Linked DNA regions of Homo sapiens: regions 1, 2 and 3 are each linked to region 4. Evidence: chromatin contacts called from ENCODE Hi-C or POLR2A ChIA-PET data. All regions are on one chromosome and are shown on one strand. The core of a region is the stretch at or near the end of the contact, and the rest is flanking DNA. Distances in the headings are between cores, read along the strand shown.

What was found. A loop is a pair of places that touch in the nucleus more often than their neighbours do. ChIA-PET counts read pairs that join two places held with the same protein, here RNA polymerase II (POLR2A). Pooled maps may share reads with other maps.
Region 1: a pooled map shows a loop between it and region 4 (3-fold over the local background). The contact joins the promoter of MRI1 here to the promoter of ADGRE5 in region 4. A Hi-C loop is called at or near these places in 1 of 50 pooled maps. POLR2A ChIA-PET finds 5 or more read pairs at or near these places in 2 of 52 experiments (GM12878 and naive thymus-derived CD8-positive, alpha-beta T cell).
Region 2: POLR2A ChIA-PET joins it to region 4 with 10 read pairs in activated CD4-positive, alpha-beta T cell. The contact joins the enhancer-like site here to the promoter of ADGRE5 in region 4. A Hi-C loop is called at or near these places in 1 of 37 single-sample maps with no recorded cell type. POLR2A ChIA-PET finds 5 or more read pairs at or near these places in 1 of 52 experiments (activated CD4-positive, alpha-beta T cell).
Region 3: a pooled map shows a loop between it and region 4 (8-fold over the local background). The contact joins the promoter of HACL2 here to the promoter of ADGRE5 in region 4. A Hi-C loop is called at or near these places in 1 of 37 single-sample maps with no recorded cell type and 4 of 50 pooled maps. POLR2A ChIA-PET finds 5 or more read pairs at or near these places in 2 of 52 experiments (activated CD4-positive, alpha-beta T cell and common myeloid progenitor, CD34-positive).

What each region holds. Positions count from the first base shown.
Region 1 is chr19:13,762,638-13,769,577 of GRCh38, forward strand. It overlaps MRI1 (methylthioribose-1-phosphate isomerase 1), which reads left to right and starts at 1,885. Exons shown (of 6, transcript NM_001031727.4): 1 at 1,885-2,083; 2 at 2,234-2,472; 3 at 3,317-3,492; 4 at 5,924-6,100; 5 at 6,187-6,411. The coding sequence starts at 1,952. It overlaps YJU2B (YJU2 splicing factor homolog B), which reads left to right. Exons shown (of 10, transcript NM_030818.4): 10 at 1-652. The coding sequence ends at 431. RefSeq lists enhancers at 96-612, 3,082-3,711 and a silencer at 2,255-2,304.
Region 2 is chr19:15,301,123-15,308,993 of GRCh38, forward strand. The region is part of intron 1 of BRD4 (bromodomain containing 4); the gene reads right to left. Among named protein-coding and RNA genes, the nearest start is that of BRD4, 27 kb to the right of the region's middle. Within about 2 kb of position 3,432, at least 9 of the 41 ENCODE cell types and tissues checked have a DNase peak (open chromatin) inside an H3K27ac peak, as active enhancers do.
Region 3 is chr19:15,121,487-15,129,093 of GRCh38, forward strand. HACL2 (2-hydroxyacyl-CoA lyase 2) reads right to left here and starts at 4,300. Exons shown (of 16, transcript NM_006844.5): 1 at 4,170-4,300; 2 at 3,439-3,583; 3 at 1,889-2,090; 4 at 1,630-1,757; 5 at 1,406-1,544; 6 at 1,207-1,318. The coding sequence starts at 3,573. It overlaps ILVBL-AS1 (ILVBL antisense RNA 1), which reads left to right and starts at 2,674. Exons shown (of 3, transcript NR_186314.1): 1 at 2,674-2,739; 2 at 2,978-3,019; 3 at 4,441-4,688. RefSeq lists enhancers at 3,040-3,805, 3,806-4,569, 4,064-4,153 and silencers at 3,754-3,803, 4,374-4,443.
Region 4 is chr19:14,377,231-14,384,867 of GRCh38, forward strand. ADGRE5 (adhesion G protein-coupled receptor E5) reads left to right here and starts at 4,214. Exons shown (of 20, transcript NM_078481.4): 1 at 4,214-4,315. The coding sequence starts at 4,294. RefSeq lists a silencer at 5,563-5,702.

The DNA.
Region 1 (6,940 bases), core at 635-3,134, 620 kb before region 4:
CCTGGTTCCCCTCTGCCCCCGGATCCGCCTCCAGCAGCAAGGTCAGCGGCGTCCTGAAGAAGCTGGCACAGAGCCGCAGAACCGCGCTTGCCACCTCCCCCATCACCGTCGGGGACCTGGGCATCGTGCGGCGGAGGTCTCGGGACGTCCCGGAGAGCCCCCAGCATGCGGCCGACACCCCCAAGTCTGGGGAACCGCGGGTACCAGAGGAGGCTGCCCAGGACCGGCCCATGTCCCCCGGAGACTGTCCTCCGGAAACAACTGAGACCCCCAAGTGCAGCAGCCCGAGGGGGCAGGAAGGGAGCCGTCAGGACAAGCCCCTGTCGCCAGCAGGCTCCTCCCAGGAGGCAGCTGACACCCCCGACACGCGGCACCCCTGCAGTCTCGGCTCCTCCCTCGTGGCGGACTACTCCGACTCGGAGAGTGAGTGAGCGATCCCCATCCTGGAGACTGGACCCGCTCTAGAGGCCCGGACACACCCAGGAGGCCCCTCACAGACTGCAGACCCCCGGCTCGCCCACCAGCCCTGGGAGAGCTCAGATGCCGCATCCTCCCCAGACCGCGCCTTCCTGCAACCGTGGAGTTATTTATTTGGTCCTGGTGAGGGTGTTTGTGCCTTGTGAGACTCCGTACATTAAAGACCTGTCTCTTCTTCCCTGTCTTGGGTTGTTAGATGGACCCTGGGGCTGCCCCCCCACCCCCCCACCTTGACCAAGCTTGGTAGGCCTCTCATCAGCAAATGCTGGTATAGGGTCATAGCTGTGACCACAGACATGGTCCCCTTCCAGAGTAACAAGAGTCTCAAGGTGGTGGTCCCGGTTGGCCAGGAATCAGGACAGACTTCCTGGAGGAGGAGGCATGGGCCAAGTGTGAAGGGTGAAAAGGGGGCCAGGAACCACACACACAAGGCCAGGGACAAGGCACACGGGGTACCCAGGATGTGTGCCAGATGCAGCAGGGGCTGGAGCACACAGGTGTGAGCTTTTTATTATACCCAGCCCAGGGGTGGCCCATGGAAAAGCCCCCCGTGCATGTTACTTTTGGGGTTTTTTTGTTTTGTTTTTGAGACCGAGTCTTGCTCTGTCACCCAGGCTGGAGTGCAGTGGCGCGATCTCGGCTCACTGCAACCTCTGCCTCCTGGGTTCAAGTGATTCTTCTGCCTCAGCCTCCCGAGCAGCTGGGACTACGGGTGTGCGCCACCACGCCCAGCTAATTTTTTGTATTTTTAGTAGAGACTGGGTTTCACCATGTTGGCCAGGCTGGTCTCGAACTCCTGACCTCAAGTGATCTGCCCGACTCGGCCTCCCAAAATGCTGGGATTCCAGGCGTGAGCCACAGCGCCTGTCCTGCATGTTACTTTTGAATGAAACCGAGCAGAAAATGGCCCAGAAACAGCCTTGCATCCATCAAGGGGCACACGACCCCCCACTACCTCCCCCTCAACCTTGGAAGATCATTTAACAAATTCTTTGGTTTGAACACTTGATGTTACCTTGCCACTGGGGATACATCCCTAACTCTAGACAGCAGGTTGTTAAACACGGGGCCTGGTATCCACTAGGCGTCCCATAAATGCTGCCACTTTTGTGGTTCCGAGGAGGCGGCTCACTCCGTTCGGGCTTGGCAGGAGTCGTGGAGTGGGTTCGGCCACGTGGAATCCGCGTCCTGGGAACCCGTGGAATCCGCGTCCTGGGAACCCGTGGAATCCGCCTCCTGGGAACCCGTGGAATCCGCCTCCTGGGAACCCGTGGAATCCGCCTCCTGGGAACCCGTGGAATCCGCCTCCTGGGAACCCGTGGAATCCGCCTCCTGGGAACCCGTGGAATCGGGTTGGATGCGCATGTGCGTGTCTCTTTTTCCGGGGGAGGCTCCGCCCACGGCCCCGCCCCGCTCCCAAGTGCGCGCGGACCCCTAGCTCCCTCTGAGTTGCGCTGGGCTTGGCTGCTGCACCATGACCCTGGAGGCGATCCGCTACTCGCGGGGCTCCCTGCAGATCCTAGACCAGCTGCTGCTGCCCAAGCAGAGCCGCTACGAGGCGGTGGGCTCGGTGCACCAGGCCTGGGAGGCCATCCGCGCCATGAAGGTGCAGCGGGGCGGCGGGGCGGCGGGGCGGCGGGGCGGCGGGGCGGCGGGGCGGCGGGGCGGCGGGGCGGCGGGGCGGCGGGGCGGCCGGGTTGGAGGTGGGAGTGCGCCCGCGCCTGCAGCTTCCGACGCCCAAATCCCTGCCCCGCAGGTGCGGGGCGCCCCGGCCATAGCCCTGGTGGGCTGTCTCAGCCTCGCCGTGGAGCTGCAGGCGGGCGCCGGGGGACCGGGACTCGCCGCGCTCGTGGCCTTCGTGCGCGACAAGCTGAGCTTCCTCGTCACCGCCCGGCCCACCGCTGTCAACATGGCCCGCGCCGCCCGCGACCTGGCTGATGTTGCAGCCCGGGAGGCCGAACGGGAGGGCGCTACGGAAGAGGCGGTCCGGGAGAGGTACGGGGATCTGGTACCAGGCACGGCGCTGAGCAGGAATTATATTGACTCTTTTTAAGTACAGTGACCCACTATACAGATGGGGAAACTGAGGCACGGCGACCTTAAGTCCCTTGTCCAGGGCCCCACAGATGGGGAGACTGAGGCACGGCGACCTTAAGTCCCTTGTCCAGGGCCCCACAGATGGGGCCCAGAGTCTAGCCTGGGCAGCCTGGCCCTGAAACCTAACTCCTTAATCGTGCCTCCCCTGAATACACGCAGCCCCTTATCCGCCCTTGGAGGCCCTTTTTAGTATCTCCGTGTTCTCTTGGTTTCTGCTTTTGAGGAACTTTTTTTCCTGTCCTGGTCCCCTTCCTGCCATCTTTTTCCCCCCACTTCCTTTCTGCTCCAGCCCTCCCTGCAATGTCACTTTACCCCACCAAGCTCGAGCCTGCCTTACAGCCTTTGCACGTGCCATTGGTGCGGGCCAGGTATCCATAGCGCCCTCCTCCACCATTCTATATGATCCAGCTCACCCGCTGCTCTCTGTTGCCTGATTCTGCCGGCTTTTCCTTCATTTTATTATCTCTTCATCAGCTGGCTCACTCACCCCAGTGTCAACTCCACAGGAGCAGAGATTTTTGTCTTGTTTACTGCTGGGTCATACCGGAACTGCTTGGTAAACATGTCTTTGCATGAATGAACGGAGTGACACTTCGGTGGCCCTGGCCGAAGGGTCCAGGCCCCACAGCAATGAGAGGCTTTGAGCAGGAGGGCTCCAGGACAGCAGCGTTAGGCAGAGAGGAGGCGTTGGCCTGGGCCCCGGGTCCTGGTGGCTGGTGCTGAAAACTCCTTGTCACCCCAGAGTGATCTGCTGCACCGAGGACATGCTGGAGAAAGACCTCAGAGACAACCGAAGCATTGGGGACCTAGGAGCCCGCCACCTCCTGGAGCGGGTGGCCCCCAGCGGTGGCAAGGTGACTGTGCTGACCCACTGTAACACTGGTGCTCTGGCCACCGCTGGCTATGGTACAGCCCTAGGTGAGAGGGCCTCCTCAGGGGGTAGGGGAGGGCCTTCTAGGAACTTTTTTAGATACAAGAGAAAGAATCCCAAACCCAAACCACTTTATCCACAAAAAAAATGGGAAGGTACTAGTTCTAGTACGGAAACACTTATACAGTTGGCTTCAGGTATGGCAAGATCAAGGGGCTCAACCAGTAGCATCAGGACCTATCTATCTCTGTGCTTCAGCTCTGCCCTCCTTCATCTTCAGGTTCCATGGGCTGGCAGGCGGCTGTTAGGGTCCAAATCATGAGGAAAAGAGCCTCCTATACTAGAAAAGTCTCCTTGTATCTCAGGGGGTCCACTAGGGCACCTGCCCATCCCAGAGCAGTCATTCGATGGGCCCCGCCTGAGCCATATGCCTAGAGCCAGGGCAGGACGTGGACTCCAGGAGGAACTGGGGAGAAGGGAGTGAGCAGAGAAAGATTAGGTAGCTGTGACCAGGAGACAGGGGGAGTGGGCTGTAGGGGGCCAAGGCAGCAGATTCCACTTGACCCTAAATTCACCAGGAAATTTCCCTACCTGCCTGAGTCCCACCTTCATCCCTGGGAACTGAGGCCTTAATGGAAAGACCTCTGCCTTTGATTCATTCACTCACCCAGCATTTAGTAAGCACCTGCTGTGGCTCAGACACCGCCATTTGCTGGGGACGCAGCAGTGAACAAAACAGACAAAATCTCTGCTCTCAGGGGTCCCAGGGAAGCAGAAGGAACAGTCAACAGGCAAAATAAGTACAGTCATCCTTCAATATCTGTGGGGGACTGGTTCCAGGACCTCCCACAGATACCAAAATCCATGGATGCTCAAGTCTCTGATATAAAAATGCCATCATATTTGCATGACCTATGCACATCCACATATATATATATATATATATATATATATATTTTTTTTTTTTTTTTTTTTTTTTTTTTTGAGACAGAGTCTTGCTCTGTCGCCCAGGCTGGTGCAGTGGCATGATCTCAGCTTACTACAACCTCTGCTTCCCGGGTTCAAGAGATTCTCATGCCTCAGCCTCCTGAGTGTCTGGGATTATAGGCGTGAGCCACTACGCCCAGCTAATTTTTATATTTTTAGTAGGGACGGGGTTTCACGACATTGGCCAGGCTGGTCTCGAACTTCTGACCTTAGGCGGTCCGCCAGCCTCGGCCTCCCAAAGTGCTGGGATTACAGACGTAAGCCACAGTGCCCAGCCCACCCCTATATTTTAAATCGTGTCTAGATTGCATATCATAGCTAGTCCCATGTAAATACTATGTAAATTGTTGTTACTGGCTAGGTGTAGTGGCGGTGCAGGCCTGTAATCAGGAGGCTGGGGTGGGAGGATTGCTTGAACTCAGAAGTTCTAGACCAGCCTTTGCAACACAGCAAGACCCTGTCTCTATTTTTAAGCCTGTAATGCCAGCACTTCGGGAGGCCAAGGTGGGCGGATCGCTTGAGCTCAGGGGTTCAAAACCAGCCTGGGCTTCATGGCAAAACCCCATCTCTACAAAAAATACTAAAATTAGCTGGGTGTAGTGGTATGCACCTGTGGTCCCACCTATTCGGGAGGGGACTGAGATGGGAGGATTGCTTTTTATTTATTTATTTATTTTGGAGACAGAGTCTTGCTCTGTCACCCAGGCTGGAGTGCCATGGCACGACCTTGGCTCCTTGCAACCTCTGCCTCCTGGGTTCCAGCGATTCTTTTCAAGTATTTTCTTTCTTTCCTTTTTTTTTTTTTTTTTTTTTTTTTGAGACAGAGTCTTGCACTGTTGCCCAGGCTGGAGTGCAGTGGCGCAGTCTCGGCTCACTGCAAGCTCCGCCTCCCAGGTTCACGCCATTCTCCTGCCTCCGCCTCTCGAGTAGCTGGGACTACAGGTGCCCGCCACCACGCCCGGCTAATTTTTTGAACTTTTAGTAGAGATGGGGTTTCACCGTGTTAGCCAGGATGGTCTCGATCTCCTGACCTCGTGATCCATCTGCCTAGGCCTCCCAAAGTGCTGGGATTACAGGCGTGAGCCACCACGCCCAGCCCAAATATTTTCAATCCACATGGTTGAGTCCATGGATGGAGAACCCATAGAAAAGGGGGGCTGCCTGTACACATGAGGTGTTAGAAGGTGATAAATGCTAAGGACAGAGAGCAGGAAACTGAAAGTGTGGGGATTGCTATGCAAAACTGATATATCAGGGAAGGCTTCACCGAGAAGGTGTCCTTTAAACAGACGTGAAACGGAGCTATGCGAGCATTGGGAAGAGCATACCAGGCAGAGGGAACTGCCACTGCGAGGGCCCCTGGGCGGGACTGTGCTCGGTAAGCCTTTGGCAATCCACGCCCAGACTAGGAGCCTGCACCCCTAACCAATGGACCACCCTGTCTGTTTGCCCCTCCCCGGGGCCTTCTCCTGGTGGGTGGGGCCCCCGCAGGTGTGATTCGCTCACTGCACAGCCTGGGCCGCCTGGAGCATGCCTTCTGCACAGAGACCCGGCCCTACAACCAGGGAGCCCGGCTGACGGCCTTTGAGCTGGTCTATGAGCAGATCCCCGCCACCCTTATCACCGACAGCATGGTGGCTGCTGCCATGGCCCATAGGGGCGTGTCAGGTAAGCAGACGGTAAGCCCTGGGGGCGGGGCTCTGGAGCATGGGGCCAGGTAATGACCCCCAACTTCTCATACGCCCCCTCCCCAGCTGTGGTCGTGGGAGCTGACCGCGTGGTTGCCAACGGCGACACAGCCAACAAGGTGGGCACCTACCAGCTGGCCATTGTCGCCAAGCACCATGGCATTCCCTTCTACGTGGCTGCCCCCAGCTCTTCATGTGACCTCCGTCTGGAGACCGGCAAGGAGATCATTATTGAAGAGCGACCGGGCCAGGAGCTGACCGATGTTAATGGGGTCCGGATTGCAGCACCTGGTAAGCTGCCCCCTCAGAAAGGGGACACCCCAGCTCCTGGGCACTTCATGGAGGCAGGTGATATGCAGGTCCTTGTCATCCTTCTGGAACATACACAGCTCCTACAAGCCACTTTTTCTTTTTTCTTTTTTTTGAGATGGAGTCTTGCTCTGTCCCTCAGGCTAGAGTGCAGTGGCACGATCTGGGCTCCCTGCAACCTCCACCTCCCGGGCTCAAGCAGTTCTCCTGCCTCAGCCCCCCAAGTAGCTGGGACTATAGGTGGGTGCCACCACGCCTGGCTAATTTTTGTATTTTTAGTAGAGATGAGGTTTCAACATGTGGACCAGGCTATTTATTAACTACTGACCTCAAGCAATCAGCCTGCCTCTGCCTCCCAAAGCGCTAGGATTACAGGTGTGAGCCACAGCACGCCTGGCCCAAGCCACTTCTTCTAACAGGTGCATCCTGGAGGTCAGATCCAATGTTGGAATTTACAACTAACCGGTTATATGAATGATCTTGAGTAACTGTCTTGCTATTCTCCACTTAG
Region 2 (7,871 bases), core at 2,182-4,681, 920 kb after region 4:
ACTAAGTAGTCAGATGACTCTAATAAACTATGTTAACGAAAAGAAGCCTGACTCAACCTCTACCTCCCCTGCATTGTATGATGCCATTTTCCATTTAATATGACATTCTAGAAAAAGCAAAATCATAGACACAGAAAACAGATCAATCGTTGCTGAGGAGCCGGACACGGTGGCTCACGCCTGTAATCCCAGCACTTTGGGAGGCCAAGGCGGGCAAATCACGACGTCAGGAGTTCAAGACCAGCCTGACCAACATGGTGAAACCCCGCCTCTACTAAAAATACAAAAATTAGTCGGGCATGGTGGTGCGCACCTGTAATCCCAGGTACTCAGGAGGCTGAAGCAGGAGAATCACTTGAACCCGAGAGGCAGAGGTTGCAGTGAGCCGAGATCGCACCACACTGCACTCCAGCCTGGGCGACAGAGCAAGACTACGTCTCAAAACAAAAAAAAAAAAGGCTGGGTGCAGTGACTCACGCCTGTAATCCCAGCACTTTGGGAAGCCGAGGTGGACAGATCACGAGGTCAGGAGATCGAGACCATCCTGGCTAACACAGTGAAACCTCATCTCTACTAAAAATACAAAAAATTGGCCAGGCATGGTGGTGGGCGCCTGTAGTCCCAGCTACTCAGGAGGCTGAGGCAGGAGAATGGTGTGAACCTGGGAGGCAGAGGTTGCAGTAAGCCGAAGACTGTGCCACTGCACTCCAGCCTGGGCGACAGAGCGAGACTCCGTCTCAAAGAAAAAAAAAAAAAAAAAAAAAAAAGTTGCTGAGTCTCACGCCTATGGTCCCAGCACATTAGGAGGATGAGGCAGGAGTATCATTTGAGGTCAGGAGTTTGAGACCAGCCTGGCCAACATGGTAAAACTCCATCTGCACTAAAAATACAAAAATCAGCTGGACATGGTGGCGCAGGCCTGTAATTCCAGCTACTTGAGAGGTTGAGACTCCAGAATTGCTTGAACCCAGCAGGCAGAGGTTGCAGTGAGCCAAGATTACGCCACTGCCCTCCAGTCTGGGAGACAGAGTGGGACTTCATCTCAAAAAAAAAAAAGGGGAATTTTATTGCATATAAACTTAAGAGAATAAACAAACCACATGCAGTACACCACCCTGACCCCCTTTAGACCTGGTACAGAGACCCCCCAGGACTGGGAGATGCTGCTTTGCAGGGAAGGCAGACAGACCTGCAAGTGCAGCAGGCAAGGACAGCCTGGTCTGAACCACGAGCTTCCATGCTAACCTGGGGGACTCTGAGTAACAGATGTTCTCAGCCTTGTGTTTCCTGTCTGTAAAACAGAGCAGTTCGGCCACGCACGGTGGCTCACGAGGTCAACAGATCAAGGCCAGCCTGGCCAACATGGCAAAACCCTGTCTCTACTAAAAATGCAAAAATTAGCCAGGCATCGTGGCACATGCCTGTAATTCCAGCAACTCAGGAGGCTGAGGCAGGAGAATTGCTTGAGCCCAGGAGGCGGAAGTTGCAGTGAGCTGAGATCGTGCCACTGCACTCCAGCCTGGACAACTGAGCAAGACTCCGACTCAAAAAAAAAAAAAAAAAAAAAAAAAAGGATTAAAAAATTAAAAAGTGCTTTTCTGGGCCGGGCGCAGTGGTTCACGCCTGTAATCTCAGCACTTTGGGAGGCCGAGGCGGGCGCATCACGAGGTTAGGAGATCGAGACCATCCTGGCTAAAACAGTGAAACCCCGTCTCTACTAAAAAATACAAAAAAAATTAGCCAGGCGTGGTGGCGGTCACCTGTAGTCCCAGCTACTTGAGAGGCCGAGGCAGGAGAATGGCGTGAACCCGGGAGGCGGAGCTTGCAGTGAGCCGAGATCGCGCCACTGCACTCCAGCCTGGGCCACAGAGCGAGACTCCGTCGCAAAAAAAAAAAAAAAAAAAGTGCTTTTCTGAAAGGAGGGCTCTAGTTAAGGTAAACCATGGTTCTGTGACTTGTGCTTTACACTGAGAGAACAAAGCAGCAAGACCAACAATCTTAAAGGAGTAATACACAGTCCATGTAGGGTACACTACCCCTGCATTCACATCAACTGGAGAAGAGAAGCTATTTCCAGCTCAAAGTAGGGGAAAGTTAATACATAGCTATTCAAGAGTGTTTATGTACAGACAGTTAATCTTGAGAAATCCAAATTGTGTGGCTAGAACAAAGCTACTGTTTACAATATTTTTCATACTAATGCTTCCTGGAGGACCTTCCTTGGCCCCATGTTTAAATTTTGATTAAATGTCAAACTAGTAAAACTATTTGCCTATGCGGGGATGGGGCGGGGGGAGAAGACGGTTAGGCAACACAGTGCCAAATTCAAAACTCCGTACTAGCTCTGACAGCGAACACCTTTAGATTCAGAGGAGAAAAGTAGCCTTAAACAGGACAATTCAGCCTATCTACTGAGATCATCTTATCAAAAGGAGTAACTGTCATTACAATAAAATGCAATACAACAATACAATAAAATGCAACAAAGCCACGAAGAAGGAAAAAGGCTGCCCAGCATTCTAGCACCTATTTGCACAATTAGCCCACAGAGTTACTTACAAACAATATTCCCCTTATATAGTCTGTGTTCTGTTTTTGATGGGGCACTGAATACAGAACCTATCTGCCAACTTTAACTGTAATGCGATAACCAGAGCTCACACAACCACTTCTCGACTGTTTCTGTCAGGATGTTTCCAGTTTTTTAAGTATCAACATTACAGGGTTGAGAAGGACCAACAAGCATTTGATGGCTAATGATGACAAAGTCCTTGATCAAGATGCCAGCAAGAACATTCACCACAACAGACTCCATGCAGAATGCTTGGAGTGATGCCCTCTGAGCCCCAAAGCACTTGCTCTCACATTTGACCACCAAGGTAGGATGAAAGAGCTCAGGGTACAAAGAAATATCCACTCATCCGTCACAGTGAAGGATTACCTTCATTATGTCCTCTCCAGAGGTAAACCCAAAGTCCCTCTGATCGCTAACTTTTTTACACTTACCACATAATCCCAACCCACTCTATTCTTCCGCAAGTCATTCAGAGAAGGCATACGGTGGTGACATAAATGCTGACGACTACCAGGTCCCCCGGATCTCCAGCCGTCTGTTTGTTTGCCCACAGGAACACACAGTGTGTGCTGGCAATAACTAAACAAGCTTTTCTGCCCAAGGAGGCTGAGCTCACTCAGTGCCTCGAGGCTCCCCACCATAGTTACAAGTGCTGGCCTAACCAAGCTGTGCCTGGAATCAGCCTTGTCACTGTGCCGGGGGAGTAGGAAACAGTTAAAACACATTTTTATGCTTTCATTTCTATAATAAATGCATCAGATATCACATGAAATCAGCTCTAGGACTGACTGAGCACCTGCCTGCTATACATTTTCCAGGCCGCCAGTGCCCTGCCAGGGGATGTGCTGAGCAGCCAAACCCAGCCTGGCCATGATGCTTGTAGTAAGCTGGCAGACAATGTACGAGCAACAACTTTCCCAGTTAAGCGCCAACTTTCCCTGAGTGTCCACATGCTTAGGGAAGAAGGTTGGACTTAAACCAACAAGCAATTACTGAATGCTTACTGAGACATGGGGCTCAATGTGTCTGTATGCTGTATTCCGACCTCACAAGAACCTCGCACAGGGCAGGGATTAGGGTCTCAGTTTTGCAGCCAAGGAAGCTGATGCGAGAAGAAATCGGTAATTCATCTAAGGTCACACCTGACTCCTCACCTTATACCCCCAAAAAATCATTTCCTGATGGATCAAGGGCATGAATTGGAAGGGCAAAACCTTACAACTTCCAGAAGAAAATATAAAATATATTTCACTTCAGGATAGTGTTCTTCCCACCAACCGTAAAACAAAGATTCATAAATTCACCTACATTAAAATTAAGACCATCTTTTTTTTTTTTTTTTTTTTGAGACGGAGTTGTTGCCCAGGCTGGAGTGCAATGGCGCGATCTCAGCACACCACAACCTCCACCTCCTGGGTTCAAGCGATTCTCCCGCCTCAGCCTCCCGAGTAGCTGGGATTTCTCCCACCTCAGCCTCCCAAGTAGCCAGGCAGGAGCCACCACGCCTGGCTAATTTTGTATTTTTAGTAGGGACAGGGTTTCTCCATGTTAGTCAGGCTGGTCTCAAACTCCTGACCTCAGGTGATCCACCTGCCTTGGCTACCCAAGTGCTGGGATTACAGGCATGAGCCACAGCACCCAGCCTGAAATGTTATTTCTTAATAATAAGACTTGAAAGGTGAAACTGATCCATGGGCTGCTGTATGGATGTTTTAGCAGGCACGAAAACATTCACCTCCTTGTGCATGTCCATCAGAGGTCTTGGGTGACAAGGTGCATCACCAATGAGTTGTAATATTTTGAAAAATATTTTTTCTAAGCAGTAGGTCTCAACAGCGGGCTTAAAATATTCTGCAAATGATGCTGTAAACAGATGTGCTGTCACCCAGACTTTGTTTTTCCCTTTACAGAGCACAGGCAGAGTAGATTTAGCATAATTTAGATTTACCATAATTCTTAAGGTCCTTGGATATTCAGAATGGCTAATGAGCAGTAGCTTCAACTTAAAGTCATCAGCTACAGTAGCCCCTAATGAGAGGCAGCCTGTCCTTTGAAGCCAAGTATTGATTTTTCTACAGCTATAAAAGCCTAGATGGCATTTTCTTCCAATAAACTATTTTGTCTACACTAAAATGTTTACTGTAGCCACCTTTATCAATTATCTTAGCTAGATCTGGATAACTTGCTACAGTTTTTCCATCAGCACTTGCTGCTTCACCTTGCACTTTTATGTTTTGGAGATGGCTTCTTTCCTTAAACCTCATGAACCAACCTCTGCTGGCTTCAAACTTTTCTTCTGCAGCTTTCTCACCTCTTTCAGCCTCCAAAGAATTGAATAGAGTTACTACGGCCTTGCTAGATTAGGCTTTGGCTTAAGGGAATATTGCAGCTGACCTGATCTATCCAGACCACTACAACTTTCTCCATGTCAGCAATAAGGTTGTTTCACTTTCTTATCACTCAGGCATTCACTGGAGTCACACTTTTAATTTCCTTCGAGAACTCCTTTGCATTCACAATCTGGCTAACTCTCTGGCTTAAGCAGCCTAGCTTTTGGCTTTCAAAATATGTTATTGGCCTTTTAGCGTTGTTAAAGGGTATTGCTCTGTCATCCAGGCTGGAGTGCAGTGGCATGATCACAGCTCGCTGCAGCCTCAACCTCCTAGGCTCAAGCAATCCTCCCATCTCAGCCTCCCAAGTAGCTGGGACCACAGGCGTGTGCCACCATGCCTGGCTACTTTTTCCATTTTTTTTATGAAGACGAGGCCTCACTATGTTGCCCAGGCTGGTCTCAAACTCTTGTCCTCAAGCGATCCTCCCACCTACGCCTGCCAAAAAATGCTAGGATTACAGGCATGAACCCCACGCCTGGCCATTTTTAGCTTCTGACTTGGTGTGAGAGACGCGAGACCCTTCCTTTCATCTGAACACTTTAAAGGCTATTATAGGGTTATTAACCGGCCTAATTTTAAGACAGTTGTGTCTCAAGGAATAGAGAGGTCTGAGGAGAGGAAAAGAGATGGGAAATAGTCAGTAGCTGGAGCAGTCAGAACACAAACATTTATAGACTGAATTCACCTTCTTAGATGGACATGGTTTGTGGTTCCCCAAAACTATGATAATGACACCCAAAATCACTGATCACGAATCATAACAGATATAATAGTCTGAAACGTTGGTCACATTACCAAAATGTGACACAGAGATGAAGTGAGCACACGCTGTTGGAAAAATGGCACTGATAAAAGACTTGCTCAATGCAGGGTCACCACAAATTCTCAATTTGTAAATAAAAAAACCGCAATTATCTGCAAAGCACAATAAAACGAGGTATACCTATACATGCAACAAACACAAAACCGGTAAACTCAAAATTCAGGATGGGCAAGGAAATGAAGTAGGGAAAGGAACACACACAGGAAGCAGAGGTGACTGAACTGGTCAGGCCAAGTCTCCTCAAGTTGAGTGACACAAATCAGAATCACTCAAAATTGAAAGGCTAACCAAAACACTGCACCGTCAATCACCTACAGCACCTTCAGTGAAGTAAGAGCGCTGCAGGGTGGGTAGGAGCAATTCCCTCTGCTGTGCTTGACCCTCATCAGTAACAAGCAGAGCTAACTCTGACAGGTGGATGGAGTGCTTCTGCTACCCAATCTCACTGACAGGGAAACAGGATCAAAGATTAAGCAACCTGCTCCAGATCACTGCCAATGTCTCCAAATTCCAGTGGGTGAATGTCCATTTTGAGCTTCAGTACCACTAGTCACAGTGGTACTCATCTGTGCACCTGCTTAGGTAGTATATTCCATTTTCAGCAAGTTCTAATTGCCCATATAAAACACATCAGAGGTACAGAGATCTTTAAGCACAAAATGCAACACTGAGTCTATCTCATGCCCTTTCCAGGACAAGACAATGCCAAAAAGGAAAAAAGCCTGGGCGCGGAAGTGAGCACCTATAGTCCCAACTACTTGAGAGGCTGAGGAGGGAAGAGGATGTCCTGAGCCCAGGAGTTCTGGGCTATATTGCATGGTGCCAATCAGGTGGCCGCACTACGTTTGGCATCAGTGTGGTGACCTCCAAGGAGTGGGTACTACCAGATTGCCTAAGAAGGGGTGAACCAGCCCAGGTCGGCCAGATGTGGTGGCTCACACTTGTAATCCCAGCATTTTGGGAGGCCCTGGCGGGCGGATCGCTTGAGGCCGGGAGTTCGAGACCAGCCTGGCCAACAAGGCAAAACCCCAACTATATTAAAATACAAACATTAACTGGGCATGGTGGCGGGCATCTGTAATCTCAGCTACTCAGGAGGCTGTGGCACAAGAACTGCTTGAACCCGGGAAACAGGCTGCAGTGAGCCAAGACTGTGCCACTGCACTCCAGCCTGCACAAAAGAGTGAGTGAGACTCCGTCTCAAAAAAAAAAAAAAAAAAAAAGTTGCGGGGCCGGGGGGGGGGGGGGGGGTGGGTCGCGTAGTGAAGAAAAAAAAGAAAGGGGGCAAGTCAAAACTCCCATACCTATCAGCAGTGGGGTCATGCATGTGACTCACCACTGTACTCCAGCCTGGGCAACACAGTGGAGACCTCGTCTCTTAAAACGGTAGGTTGGCTGGGCGCGGTGGCTCACCCCTGTAATCCCAGCACTTTGGGAGGCCCAGGCGGGTGAATTACGATGTCAGGAGTTCGAGAGCAGACTGGCCAATGTGGTGAAACCCTGTCTCTACTAAAAATACAAAAATTAGCTGGGTGTGGTGGCGTGCACCTGTAGTCCCAGCTACTCAGGAGGCTGAGGCAGAACAATCGCTTGAACCCAGGAAGCGGACGTTGCAGTGAGCCAAGATTGCGCCACTGCACTCCCGCCTGGGCAACAGAGCGAGAGTCTACCTAAAAAAAAAAAAAAGTAATAGTATAAGCTGTGACACTGGATGAAGAAAGTGGCAAAAATAAAAATTTGTAAGAAAAAAATTGAGGACATAAATTTTTAAAAAGGGGGCAAAAAACATAAGCTGAAACTCCTTAAACTTTAAACATCTGGGCTGGGCGCGGTGGCTCAAACTTGTAATACCAGCACTTTGGGAGGCCGAGGCGGGAGGATCACGAGGTCAGGAGTTTGAAACCAGCCTGCCCAGCATGGTGAAACCCCGTCTCTACTAAAAATACAAAAAATTAGCCGGGCATGGTGGCACACGACTGTAGCCCCAGCTACTTGGGAGCCTGAGGCAGGAGAATTGCTTCAACCCAGCAGGTGAAGGTTGCAGTGAGCCAAGATTGCACCACTGCACTCCAGCCTGGGA
Region 3 (7,607 bases), core at 3,050-5,549, 740 kb after region 4:
GGAAGAGGAGGAGGAGAAGAAAGGAAAGGAAGAAGAAGAAGAGAAGAGGCCAGGCGCAGTGGCTCATGTCTGTAATGTTTGAGAGGCCGAGGAGGGTGGATCACTTGAGGTTAAGAGTTCAAGACCAGCCTGGCCAACATGATGAAACCTCGTCTCTACTAAAAATACAAGTATTAGCCAGGTGTGGTGGCGGGCGCCTGTAGTCCCAGCTACTCAGAAGGCTGAGGCAGGAAAATCACTTGAACCCAGGGGGAGGCGGAGGTTGCAGTGAGCCGAGATCACGCCACTGCACTCAAGCCTAGGCAACAGAACGAAGAATCTGTTTCAAAAAAAAAAAAAAAGAAAGAAAAGGACAAAGATGTGAGGGAAGGAAAGGAGGAGGAAGGAGAGGGCTCGAGTCTGGGCTCTGCCACTTTTTTTTTTTTTTTTGAGACGGAGTCTTGCTCTGTCACCCAGGCTGGAGTGCAGTAGCACGATCTTGGCTCACTGCAAGCTCCACCTCCTGGGTTCACGCCATTCTCCTGCCGCAGCCTCCCAAGTAGCTGGGACTACAGGCGCCCGCCACCACGCCCGGCTAATTTTTTTTTTTTTTGTATTTTTAGTAGAGATGGGGTTTCACCATGTTAGCCAGGATGGTCTCGATCTCCTGACCTCGTGATCTGCCCACCTCGGCCTCCCAATGTGCTGGGATTACAAGTGAGAGCCACCGCACCCGGCCTGGGCTCTGCCACTTCTTAGCTGTGTGACTTTGGGCAAGTGACTTCACCTTTCTGAGCTTCCTCCTCTGTAAATGTAAGAATGAACCTCCCTTCCGAGGTTCAAGGATCATCCTTTAGGAGGAGGAAAACGGAGAGGACGATGGGAAAGGTGGTGGGGGAAAGGGAGGAGAAGAGGAAGGAAGAGGGAGGAGGAAGAGGAGGAAGAAGAGATGATGGAGGAGGAGAAGAAAGGGAAAAGGAGGAGGAGGAGGGCTGTCCTGAGCCTCTCCCCTTTGCTGCCTCCACGAGGGCCGCCTTGCTTTCCCTACCCACCCAGTTCATTCCTGCCTCAGGACCTTTGCACATGCTGTTCCTTCTACCTGGAATGCTCTCCCCCCAGCTGTCTCCTCCCAGTCCACATGTGAATCAAAGGAGGATGGGTGTGGGCTGGAAGCTGCAGGAGAGAACGGGGGATAAAGGAGGGAATGGCAGGGGTGGGGCTATTCACCAGGAGACCACTCGGCCCACGAGGCCCTTGGGTGGCTTGGCTGGCACCATCTCCTTCTGGACCATGAAGTAGGGGTACAGCACGTCAACGGGCAGCTCCACAAACACCGGACCTGCAGGGACAGGGAGGACGCTGAGTCCATAACATGTCCCCAGCCCCTCGGCCCCAGCACTGCTCAGCATCACCATCCTCCACCTACCTGGGGTGCCCGACTGGGCGGCAGCCATCGCGGCCCTCAGGGTGGGCACAATGTCCCGCACCCTCCGCACAGACACACAAAACTTACAGAGTGGCCGGAAAAGGGACAGCTGATCAACAGCCTGGAGCGCACCCCGGTTCTGGCAAAGACAGAGGTGTGGCAGGGTTATCGCATGAGCCCTTCAAGCCCCCCTAGGCCCCCACTGGCCCCCAAGGACTGGGTACCTGCAGCAGAGTGCTGGCAGCCCCACCCAGAAGCAGGATTGGGGACTGAGCCATCTGAGCATTCTTCACCGCAGTCACCGTGTTGGTGAGGCCAGGGCCTGCTGTCACTGCCGCCACGCCCACCGTCCCTGGAACACAGAGCCCATCACAGCCATGCCCACTCTCTTGGCCATTCTTCCACCTCTGAAAAACCCCTACCCTCACAGACACTCTAGCCCACAGTCCAACCAGTCCCCAGCCCTCTCTGCAATGCCCTCACCGGACAGGCGGGCCATAGCATCAGCAGCAAAGACGGCCGTGACCTCATGGCGTGTGTCCACCACACGGATGCCCAGTTTCTCACAGGCCACCAGCAGCGGGGAAATGTGCCCACCGACCAGCGTGAAGATGAACCGCACACCATGGGCCCTCAGCACAGCGGCCACGTTCTCTCCGCCATGCCGGACGCTTGCCTTGTCCACCTGGGCCCAAGGACAGGTGGAGCAATAAAGTTAAAGGCCAGGGCAGAGGGCAGCTGGGAAAGGGGGCAATCCCCCTGCCCCAGGTAAGGGGGCAGGAGCAGGGTGAGAGGTCAAGAGAAGCTTGGTCTTGGTTAGGCATATATTATACTACATGCCAGGCTCAAACCAAGGCATAACATCTTATCAGATCCTCTTGTCATTACATCCCTCTTACAGCTGAGGACATCAAGGCTTGCCCAAGTAAGACTGAAAGTTCAATAGAACCCACGCTCTTAAGTGCCCCACTGTTACACTGCCTGTCTCCAGGATGGCAGGGCAATCAGGGAGAGAGGAGAGGGTTATATAACCCAGGGGGTTTGGCCAGGGGCACAACGCACGCAGAGCAGATGGCAGGGAGCCATCTGCTGTGACTCCTCCCTGCCCTCCAGTATCCTTGCAGAGCCTGGCAGCTGGGCTCCTGATCCCAGCCTCCCTGATGCCCTCCTGATGGACGCTAAACAGGCCCAGGGCTTAGTTGACAGGCTGCCAGCCACCATGTGCCTGGCACGGGAGTGAGCTGCTGGCACAGACTGTGCCGAGGCCTCCCAACTCCAGCTGCCTCACAGCCCTACACATCCAAGGCTTGCTTTAAATCTCCTAAGTCCTGAAGGTCAGTGGCATCACTCCTGGCTAGCAGAGGAAGCAGTAGAGAAGGGTTTGGGGAGGGAGAGGTCAAGCTTGGTCCCTGCTAGGAGAGAAAGGGTTGAGGAAGGGGTCTGGAGAAGGGGTAAATTTCAAACAGAGGTGCAAGGAGTTTAGGGGGACACCTGTGGGGTCAGCTCTCTCCAAACATGTCACCTAGGGCAAACCACCACACAATCTCTCTGAGCCTCAGCTTCCTCTTGCAGAAAATGAAGACAGAAAGAACAGCACCTACTTTCAAGGAAAAGGTAAGGGGTAGGTAAGAAAGTCTACAGTACTGAGCTCAGCAGAGGGCAACTGTTATGAAACTGTCACTGCCACCCCCTCGCTGGAGCCTGCCCTCTGCCCCATTTATCCCATCCAGGTTAGGGAGCACAGAGTGCTGTCCATCTGTTCTGTGAAAAGAGTCACTGGGGAAGGAGGTAGGTGGGGTGCGAGTGCCCCGGCAGCGGCAGCTTCCGTGTTCTCTCTTACCAGTGGCAAAGTCCAGGCCTCCATACACAGCGTGGCAATGGAGACAGGGCCCTGGACAGAACCTCTTACCAGTCCCTCTGGACTAGTCGGGGCTCGCTTTCCCACCCTGCACAATGAGTGAGCTGGAAGCAGCACCACGAGGCCCCTCCCTCTTTGACTGCCCCCAGCCCACCTCCCATTCTGTGCCCCGCACCTTGTGCAGCAGCTGATAGAAGAGCCCCAGGCGGTGAGCGGCGCCCAGCAAGGCGGCCACCAGCGTCCCGCAGGCCAGGAGCAGGAAGGAGGGGAATAAGCTCCCAGCGGGGGCGGCGGCCGCGGGGGTCTCCATGAGGTGGTACCTAAGAGAGAAAGGGCACTTCCCAGACTTGGGCGCGACAGGGAACCTCTCCGGAAGAAATCGCGCCCCTTCTCGCAGCAGGATCCAGGGCCACGACCCTTGCCGCCAGTTTCTGTGCGGCCACGCCCCCAACCCTGCCAGACCACGCCCTTTGTGCGCCTAGGCTCGGGGTGAAGCCATGCCTCTCCGTGACAAGGTCACGCCCCTCGCGGGGCTAGCCCCAGTCCTTTACATCACCACCACTCCCACCCAAACTAGCCACCACAAGTCAAGGTGGCGACGACAGCACCACACAGTTATCTTCCACTTACCTACTTGTCAATGGACAGGCGGAAGCCCCGCCTCTCTTTCCACAACCGGACCCCAAATCTCAGCCCCAGTAGTGAGCCCGCCCCATGTTACGTCACCAAGAGGCACGAGGTCACGCCCCCGGGTTAGCGGGCGCGACCCTCCACGCAACCCACGCCTCTCCCTTAAAGAGCGCACGGGCCCGAGCCTGATCCCCGACCCCGGGCCAGGCTGGGTCGAGGTCACATCGCATCAGGATGTGGTTCTCCCACACCAGCTCGACCCCCGACGCTATTCACCTTCACCTCCAGGATATGGCGCTGCCTCCAGCAGAATTCGGCCCCCTCCGTGTCACGTGACCCGGGAGCGTGGCCGTGCCCGGGTGGCCCACTTGGCTCAGCGGCGCCCCGTAGTCCGGCCCGATGCGCATGCGCACAGTCGGAGCCCCGCTCCGGGGCCACCCGAAAGAGCCTTGCCTCTACTGGCCGCCTCCCTCATAGACCCCGCCTCCCCTTGCCTTTCATTGGCTCGCACTGCAGACCTCACACCCATTTTATGTTTTAAAACCAGGAGGCCACGCCCCTCAGCGGCTTCAGGAGCCCAGACCTTTGGGGGCCCACCTTCCGCAGCTTTCCATTGGCCCCACGGTGGAAGCCCGTAGGTTCAGGCCCTCCGAACACAGCTCGCTTTCCACACCAGCGGGGCCGTACCAGAGCAAGACCATGTCTCACAAAATAATAATAATACTTAAAAAATGGTAAATTTTATGTTATGTATATTTTCCACACTATAAATAAATATTTGTGCATGTATATATATATATGTGTATATTTTTTGTATAATAGGTATAGTAGTAAGCAAAGGAAATTCACACTGAGTCACATTCTACAAAATGCCTAACCAGACCTCTACAAAACTGTCAAGGTCATGAAAAACAAAGACTGAGGCACTGCCACAGACTAGAGGAGGGAAAGGAGCTGTGACAACTAAATTCAATATAGTACCCTGGACTGGATCCAGGAATCAAAAAAAGGACAAATTTGTGGATAAAGTTGGTGAAATCCAAATAAAGTTTGGAGTTGAGTTAGTAGTAATGAACCAGTGTTAATCTTTTTGTTTCAGTAAATGTATTATGGTTATATAAGATGTTAGCATTCAGGGAAGCTGGATAAAGAGTAGACAAAAATTATCTTGCTATCTTTGCAGCTTTTCTGTAAAGCTAAAAAAGAAAAAAAAAGTCTTAATAACAAGGATACAATTTTCCAGAGAGAGAGAAAGATGTTGTAATAGATGTAAATTCTTTCTTGGGAGACAAAGCTTTAACATGCTCCAAGACTAATTATCTGACCAATCTCTCCCCAGATAAAGAAAGATTGTCACTAGGCAAATGTCCAAAAAGCTTCTCAGCCGAAAGCTGGATTATTCAACAGTCCCTGAAACAAATATACACAGAGGACAAGTGATTTTTTTAAAAAGGGAAACAAGCCTGGCATGGTGGTCCATGTGTGTAATCCCAGCACTTTGGGAGGCCAAGACAGGAGGATCGCTTGAGGCCAGGAATTTGAGACCAACCGGGGCCAAAAAGTGAGACCCAGTCTCTCCAAAAAACAAACAAACAAACAAACTTAGCCAGGAGAATCGCTTGAACCCGGGAGGTGGAGGTTGCGGTGAGCTGAGATCACGCCATTGCACTCCAGCCTGGGAAACAGAGCAAGACTCTGTCTAAAAAAAATTTTTTTTAAAAGAAAAAAAATTAGCTGAGTATGGTGGCACGTGCTTGTTATCCCTTTTGCTTGGGAGGTTGAGAAGGGAGGATTGCTTGAACCCAAGAGGTTGTGTCTACAGTGAGCTGTGATCGTGCCACTGCACTCCAGCTGGGGCAACAGAGCAAGACCCTGTCTCTAAAAAAAAGGGGGTGGGTGTGGGGCAGGGGAGGAAACAAATACCATGTATCTAAATTGATCGAAATTTAAAGAGAAGTGCAACAAATTATTGAGTTAGAGGGATACAGTAAGGGCCTCTCTTAGGACAAGCAGAAGGACTCTCTAAGGAGGTGACAGTTGAGCAGAGAGACCAGGAGGAAGTGAGGACATGGGCCCCACAAGGATCTGGAGAAAGAGTAATCCAGGTAGAGAAGATGGCACATGCAAAGGCCCTGAGGTGTTTTATTAATTTCCTTTGATGGCCATAACACATTACCACAAATTGGGTGGCTTGAAACAACAGGAATTAATTCTCTTACACTTCGGGAGGCCAGAAATTCAGCATGGAGGCATCAGTGGGGCCATACACTCTCTCGAGATCTTTGGGGAGGATCCTTACCTTCTCCAACTTCAAGAGGCTCCAGGCATTCTTTGGCTTATGGCTGCGTCACTCCAATTTCTCCGTATATCTTCAGATGGCCTTATTCCCTGTGCCTGCATCTCCTTCTGTATCTTTTTTTTTTTTTTTTTTGAGACGGAGTCTCACTCTTTCGCCCAGGCTGGAGTGCAGTGGCGCAATCTCGGCTCGCTGTAACCTCCACCTCCTAGGTTCAGGCAATTCTCCTGCCTCAGCCTCCTGAGTAGCTGGGATTACAGGCACACACCACAACACCCGGCTAAATTTTTTTGTATTTTTAGTAGAGATGGGGTTTCACCATATTCACCAGAGTGGTCTCGAACTCCTGACCTCAGGCAATCCGCCTGCCTCAGCCTCCCAAAGTGCTGGGATTACAGGCATGAGCCATCGGGCCCGGCCCTCCTCCTCTACGTCTTACAAGGATACTTGTCATTGCATTTAGGGACCACCCTCATCCAGGATAGGCTCATCTTGAGACCCCTCACTTAACTACTTCTGCAAAAACACATTTTCCAAGTTAGGTCACATTTGCACGTTCTGAATGTACATTTTAGGGTCTGTCATTCAACTCATTACAAATGGGATGGGCTTTGCATGTGCAGAGAAAGTCAGGAAAGCCAGGATAGCTAGAAGGAAGAGAGCAGAGGAGGCAGGGAGGAGACGCTATCAAAGGCTGGACAAAGGCCAGACAGGTATGATTTTACAGACTGCATGAGGACTGCAAATTTTATTCTAAGTGAATTGGAAAGCCAGAGAGGATTTTGAACAATATGCAACCACACACAATCTGCACATGATTATTCATAGGTGCTTTAGTTGCAATAGCTGAAAACTGGAAAAAATAACAAAAAACAACAAAAAAAATATCCCTTAAGAGAGGAATGGTTAAACAAACTGTGATTCACCCATACCATGAAACACTGCTCAGCAATAAAGAGGGCAAACTACTAAAACACGACAGGCCAGGTGCAGTGGCTCACGCTTGTAATCCCAGCACTTTGGGAGGCTGAGGCGGGTGGATCACCTGAGGTCAGGTGTTCAAGACCAGCCAGACCAACATGGTGAAACCCCGCTCTACTAAAAATATAAAAAACTAGCTGGGCATGGTGGTGGGTGCCTGTAATCCCAGCTACTCAGGAGGCTGAGGCAGGAGAATCACTTGAACCCGGGAGGCAGAGGTTGCAGTGAGCTGAGATCGTGGCATTGTACTCCAGCCTGGGTAATAAAGCGAGACTCCATCTAAAAAAAAAATATATATATATATGTATGTAGTCAGGCATGGTGGCATGCAGCTGTAGTCCCAGATACTGGAGGCTGAAGCAGGAAGATCTCTTGAGCCCAGGAGTTTGAGGCTGCAGTGAGCCATGATTGTGCAACTGCACTCCAGTCTGGGAGAC
Region 4 (7,637 bases), core at 2,964-5,463:
ATCACTTGAACCCAGGAGGTGGAGGGTGCAGTGAGTCGAGATCGCACCATTGGACTCCAGCCTGGGCAATAAGAGTGAAACTCCGTCTCAAAAAAAATTATACTAATATATTATAATTATATTATAATAATTATTATATTATATAATATAATTATTATTATTATATTATATAATATAATTATTATAATTATATTATAATAATTATTATATTATATAATATAATTATTACTATATTATATAATATATTATAATGTTACATATTATATATTATAATTATTATACGATTATAATAATTATTAGATTATATAATTATACGATTATAATTCTTAGATTATATAATTATTATTATATGACTATAATTCTTAGATTATATAATAATTATATTATATAATAATTATTATACTATAATTATATTATATAATAATTATTATACATAATAATTCTATTATATAATTATTATCATACTATAATAATTATATAATATAATTATTTTATACTATAATAATTATATTATATAATTATTATTATACTATAATAATTATATTATATAATTATTATTATACTATAATAATTATTATTGTTGGTTGGATAATCTTGGGTTGCTTCTTTTTTTTTTTTTCTTTTTTTTGAGATGGAGTCTTGCTCTGTTGCCCGGGCTGGAGTGCAGTGGCGCGACCTCACGATCTCACGATCTCAGCTCACAGCAATCTACGTCTCCTGGGCTCAAGCAATTCTCCTGCCTCAGCTGCCCAAGCAGCTGGGATTACAGGCAATCTTGGGTTACTTCTGAGCTGAGCAACCTGGGGCCAGTGGCTCAAAACGCCCAGGTGCCAGTTTCCCTTTTGACAAATGAGGACCATGTTCCCGCCCCTCATCATTGCAGAACAAAAGTCATGAGGTTGTCCAGAAGCTGCAAAATAGGTCAGCAGGACTGAGACTTCAGGACAAAGAGAAAGTGGAGAAACATAGGCAGACGCCCCGGCAGGGACCAGATCAGCGAGGCTGAAGGAGGCTTCCTTTAGCTGGGCGGCAGCGGAGTGGAGTGGCAGGAGTACTACTAATTTGCATGGTTTACCATATAGGGCCCCACTCAGCACAGGCTCTGTGCTGGTGCTCTGCAGAGAAAAAGACAAAAGTCACTCAGGGGGCTGACAGCCTAATGCGGCTCGAGGGCAGATTGTTGCAAGGGAAGAAGGGAGATGGTGAGAAGTATTGGAGAGACTCAAGAAAGCCGCCAGGAATGGTGACTCACGCCTGTAATCCCAACGCTTTGGGAGGCTGAGGCGCGTGGATCATTTGAGGTCAGGAGTTCGAGACCAGCCTGGCCAACATGATGAAACTTCATCTCTACTAAAAATACAAAAAACTATCCAGGTATGGTGGTGCATGCCTGTAACCCCAGCTGCTTGGGAGGCTGAGGCAGGAGAATCGCTTGAATCTGGAAGGCGGAGGCTGCAGTGAGCCGAGATCGTGCCACTGCACTCCAGCCTGGGCTACGGAGAGACTCTGTCTCAAAAAATAATAATAATGAAAATAAATAAATAAAAATTAAAAAATGAGGACCTGGTTGTGCTCACCTGGAATCCCAGCTACTCGGGAGGCTGAGGTGGGAGGATCGCTGGAGCCCAGCAGTTTGAGGCTGGAATGAGCTATGATCGTGCCATTGCACTCCAGCCTGGGCAACAGCAGACTCTATCTCTAACATAAAGTAAAATAAAATAAAATAAAATAAAAAAGTGTCGATGATCACTATGAAGGGGTGTAGGGACAATCCCTGGCATCAGGAAGCGCCTCCTGCCTCCCTGAGATTCTGCAGACACCAGCTGTCTGACGTGCCCATCTGATCTGCAGAGAAGGGACGTTGAGCCCTGGGGTTCTAGCTGGAGTTTCTGACTTTCTGAGAAAAAAAGGGCAAAATCCCTCCAGAGCTGGTCTGGCCCTCTCTCCTTCCAGCTTCTGCTGGTGTTCATTCCCCTCCCCCACAGCCCAGGCCACCCCCACAGGAGCCCAGGACAGGAAGGGGTAAATTCTAGGACTGGGGATGTTTGATTATTCCCAGGACAATAGTTCTGTGACTTCAGTGATTAGTGACTTTTTTTCCCCATCGCTGCAATCTCCCCCTTTGAACAATTGAACTATATTTTGCTTAGCATTCATCACTTCTGCATCTTGAATTTATTCATGTAACAAGGAGACTTGATTTCGGCATCCTCACTGAAAAACCCTCCTCATTGCCCCAAATAGTAGGGAAACCTAAAAATAAATGTGAATATAAGGAACTCAAAACCAAGTCCTTGAATTCTGGCTGGACACAGACGCCTGCTAAGCCTCAGGGTCACGGAGGCGCTAAAGACATGTTAGTGCCCAGTAGAGACTTTCCCCTGGGCTCATTGTAGGGACTCTGGGGCTGGGCTGCCCGCCTATGGATCTTCTCAGCTGGGTAGGTCACTTGTGCCTCAGTTTCCTCCTCTGTCAAATGGGAATGACAACATCATTGCAGATGTTTTGAGGAGTAAATGAGTTAAAATAGATTAAAAAAAAAACAAACTTATGACCAGGCCTGGTGCAGACTAAGTGCTCTATAAATAATAGCATTTTCTTGGCAGCATAGCGAGAGCTTGTCTTAAAAAAAAAAAAAAAAAAACTTAAGAAAAAACTAGCCAGGCGTGATGGTGCACAGCTGCAGTCCCAGCTCCTCAGGAGGCTGAGGCAGGAGGATCCTTTGAGCCCTGGAGTTTGAGGCTGCAGTGAGCTGTGATGGTGCCACTGCACTCCAGCCTGGGTGACAGAGTAAGATCTCTTAAAAATATATATAGCGTTTGTTTGTTTGTTTTTAGACAGTTTCACTCTTGTTGCCCAGGCTTGAGTGCAAGGGCACAATCTCAGCTCACCACAACCTCCGCCTCCTGGGTTCTATCAGTCCTCCTGCCTCAGCCTCCCAAGTAGCTGGGATTACAGGCATGTGCCGCCACACCCGGCTAATTTTGTATTTTTAGTAGAGACAGGGTTTCTCCATGTTGGTCAGGCTGAGTCTCGAACTCCCGACCTCAGGTGATCCACCCACCTCAGACTCCCAAAGTGCTGGGATTACAGGTGTGAGCCACCGCACCCAGCCAAAAAATAGCGTTTTAAAAAATTATGAGGTAGCTCAAGAGACAAGCTAATCATGTGATTTATCCAGAAAGGAAAGAACCCTCCTATCACATGATTCTCTGTTGATTAACGAAGAGGCCTCTGAAATATAAGTTTCCCACAGGGGGAAACTGGCTTAGAAAGATCAGAAAGATCCAGGAGGTCTGCTCTGTGCGGTGAAGCTTCTCTTCTTGGCACCTGCCTGGCATCGGAAGAGGGCCCCTTCTCCCTCCCTGGGCTTTTATGTGGACACTGTAATGCCTCAGTTTTCTTTCTTTCTTTTTGTTTTTGACACAGGATCTCACTCTATCACCCAAGCTGGAGTGCAGTGGCACCATCATAGCTCACTGCAGCCTCAAACTCCCCAGCTCGGGTGATTCTCCCCGCCTCAGCCTCCTGAGTAGTAGTAGCTGGGACTACAGATGTCTGCCACCAGCCTGGATTATTTATTTATTTATTTTGTAGAAACAAGAGTTTCGCCATGTTGCCCAGGCTGGTGTCAAACTCCTGAGCTCAAGCGATCCTCCTGCCTCGGCCTCCCAGAGTGCTGAGATCACAGGTGCGAGCCTCTGCACCCGACCTGTTTCCTCATCTGGAAAATGGCAGGGAAACGTTCTGCCAGCTGGGACGCAGGCTCTGCCAACTCTGGCATGCCAAAGCTCTGGGCACAGGGCGAGTCCCACCAGCGTGGGCGTCCAGAGCTATTTCTGACAAGACCCCTTTGCGCCTGCCCAGGGAAGAGCCAAGTGGCCCCAGGCAAGACCGCCCCGCCCGGCTGCCACACCTTCCCCTCAGAGCAGCCAGCCCCAACACAGAGGCCAAAGGGTTCGTCAGAGCCACATGGTGGAAACTCTAGCAGAGGGTTTTTGAAAGCAGGTTGCACTTCATTCTTACTGAGTGCACGTGTGTGTGTGTGTGTGTGTGTGTGTGTGTGTGTGTGTGTATGCAGCGCCCCTGGGTCTGTGTTTTTATTGCACTTTCCTGCTGGCTTCCAGCTGCACCGCCAGTTCCGGGGAGGGCCCTGGGCCAGCGGCTGTCCGCCCCCCCTCCTTCATAAAGTCCTGGCCTCGGGACAGCCTGCACAGCTGCCTAGCCTGTGGAGACGGGACAGCCCTGTCCCACTCACTCTTTCCCCTGCCGCTCCTGCCGGCAGCTCCAACCATGGGAGGCCGCGTCTTTCTCGGTAAGTACTTTGGGGCCCCGCTGGGAGGGGCGAGGAAGCTCCAGCGGGACCCCTTGGCTGCGTCTGAGAAACGGGAGGCGCCGCTGGTGTCTGTGGGGCCTGCGATAGAGGAAGCCACATGGTCAAGCAGGCACTCACGGGCACACGGCGAGAGGGGCTGGTGGTGCTTGGGCACCCCCACACCCCGGCAGGAACTCCAGGGTGCTCTTGGAGCCTGCTACCCTGCCTGGAGGGATCCTCAAGCTTTCTACTGGAGCCAGTCTGGCATCTGCTCCCTAAGAGGGGAAACTGAGGCACGGGGGAAGGAAAGGGGCAAAAAGTGAGTGCTGGGACCCTGAGAGCCGCTGTGCTTAATATAACGCATAGAAGGACATGGGCGGGGGTGGGGAAGCTAGAAGCCAGGACTTCTCCACTGCAAGGTACCCCCAATTTGTCCCTCGCAGTCTCAGCAGCAGGGGCAGCCCCCAGAGACCCCAGTTCTTGCTCCCCGCAGACCTGGCTGGGGCTCAGCTGCGGATCGAAGGGACTTTGCCTGGTTCTGGGTTTGAATTTGATTTTTGTTGTGACTTCCTGGGACTCCCTTTCCCGCCCCACCCAAGGTGACTGTAACGGTTATCAGGGTAGCTCGTTGCCTAAGCAACGGGGCAACAAAGAGAGTGAAGAAATGACATTTGGGGCAAAAACCAGAACTTCCTGGACCACAGGGACACAGCTTCCCTGGGCCAGCCCCAAGTGGCAGGTGTCAGCTCAGCACCCCGCCTTGGCTTGAGAGTGAGAGACAAGAGCCCACCTTGGGTTTCTTGGGGGCACACTTGTTGGGGGCAGTTGCCAAGACCTGGCTTCCCAAGGGTTCCACGCCCTGGCTGTCTGTGTCACCAGGGCCAAGTCAGAGAGCCTCTGCGCCTCACTTTTCTCATCTATAAAATGGAGCACAACCCGTCTCCGTCTTAGATTGTTTTAAGGGATGAGTGAGTTAGGACACAAACTATTCCTGGTTCACAGTAAGAATTAGGTAAACAGCATTTTAAAAGTGTTGGCTGGGCACAGTGGCTCACACCTGCAATCCCAGCACTTTGAGAGGCCGAGGCAGGTGGATCTCTTGAGCCCAGGGACTGGAGACTAGCCTGGGCAACACATCGAGACGTTGTCTCTACCAAAAACAAATTTTTTTTTTTTTTTTTGAGACAAAGTCTCGCTCTTGTCGCTCAGGCTGGAGTGCAATGGTGCAATCTCGGCTCACTGCAACCTCCGCCTCCTGGGTTCAAGCGATTCTCCTGCCTCGCCCCCATCCACCCCGAGTAGCTGGGATTATAGGTGCCTGCCACCATGCCCGGCTAGTTTTTTGTTTTAGTTTTTGTGTTTGTATTTTTAGTAGAGACGGGGTTTCACCATGATGGCCAGGCTGGTCTCAAACTCCTGACCTCAGGTGATTCACCCGCCTCCGCCTCCCAAAGTGCTGGGATTACAGGCATGAGCCACCGCGCCCAGCCAAAAAAAATTTTTTTTAATTAGTCGGGCTTGGTGGTGTGCGCCTGTAGTCCTAGTGGCTCAGGAGGCTGAGGTGGGAGGATCCCTTGAGCCCAGGAGGTTGAAGCTGCAGTGAGCTGTGTTTGCACCACTGCACTCCAGCCTGGGTGACAGAGCAAGATCCTATCTCAAAAAATAAATTAATAATAAGGCCGGGTGCAGTGGCTCACACCTGTAATCCCAGCACTTTGGTAGGCCCAGGCCAGCAGATCACCAGAGGTCAGGAGTTCGAGACCAGCCTGGCCAACATGGTGAAACTCTGTCTTTACTAAAAATACAAAAATTACCTGGGTGTGGTGGCGGGCGCCTGTAATCCCAGCTACTCGGGAGCCTGAGGTAGGAGAGTCTCTTGAACCTGGGAGGTGGAGGTTGCAGTGAGCTGAGATCACGCCACTGCACTCCAGCCTGGGTGACAGTGAGACCCTGTCTCAAAATAAATGAATAAATAATAAATTATGATGATTATTAAATTCTGGTAAGACACTAGTGGGTCTGGGGAATTGTCTCGGGGTCCTTAGGAGGAAGCCTAAAGAAGGGGTGACTGCCCCACCACCCCCCACCCCAGGATCTCAATGCAGGAAACTGACTACTTAGGGCTCAGCCCAGAGAATGCAAACCAGAAGGAACTCAAACCAGAACAGCAGCTTCTCTCCCGGCTTCTGTTTGGGCAACTTCCAAGGCCCCAGATGGAGGCAGCTGGGCCCTGTAGCCTCACGGTGGGAGTAGAGAACCCAGCTCAGCCCATGCAGAGGGGATGGGGCACAAAGGAACCCTGCCCAGGGCCCTGAGGACCTCAATCCCTCAATTCCTCCTTCCCCAACCTCTTCTGTTTATTGGATTCCTCCTGATCCTTTTCTGGGCTCCAAGCCTCAGTTTCTCTATCTGTAGAATGGGCATCAACACAGCCCCTGCCTCCTAGAGTGGTTCTGAGCTTTAAAGGAGTTACCTGGGGCTTTGGGAGTTAGAGATGAATCTGCCTAGATCCTGTCCTGCCAGGGGAGGTCATTTTGTGGTCTGTTCTGCAAAGAGGAACTGGGTTCTGGCCGAGGGAGGAACTAGCCAAGCCTTGTGGCCAGAGAGGAGGAAGAGGGGAATCCTGACAGAAGTGGGGAGTACGGGCTTGGGCTGGGGGGTTTCGGCCTTGGTTTAACCCAGCTGGAAGGAGTGTGGAGGTGGGAGTGGGGATCTCTGCCTTCCACCCACCTAAGGGGTACTAAATTTGAACACAGTGGCTGAGTGGTCCGGGGACCTCCAATCTGCACCCCAAACACCCGCCCTCTGAAGCTGTGCTCATAACAGACCCCAAAATTCCCCTGGAAGCCCCTCCAGGGTTGAATTGGGGCAAATGAGTGGTGAGTCATTCCTTCCCTTAGGCCCAGGAAGTGACTCATGCCCAGCCGTTGTCCTGGTCCCCATCCCTCTGCCCGACACCCCCCTTCAGGTCTCCCTGGATTATTGGGGTCCCCAGTATTCCCAGATCGGCAGGGACTGGACGTCCCCTCCCAGCCCGCCCCAGGCCCCACCTGCCGCTCATATCCCAACGCCCTCCGTTCCCCTGCCCTTCCCCTCTGTTTCCATCCACCCTCCTTTCTCATGGTTTTCTTTCTTCCTCACTGTTTATCTCTCTGTCTCTCTGTTCTCTCTGTCCCATCTCCTCCTGTTTCCCCTTCTGCTCTTTATGGGCCCCTTGTTTCTCTCTCCACCTCTCTCTATCACCATGTAATTTCTGTCTCTCTGTCTGTCTCTATCTCTCCGTGTCTCTGTCTCCTCTGTCTTATATTTCTCTAGCTGTCTT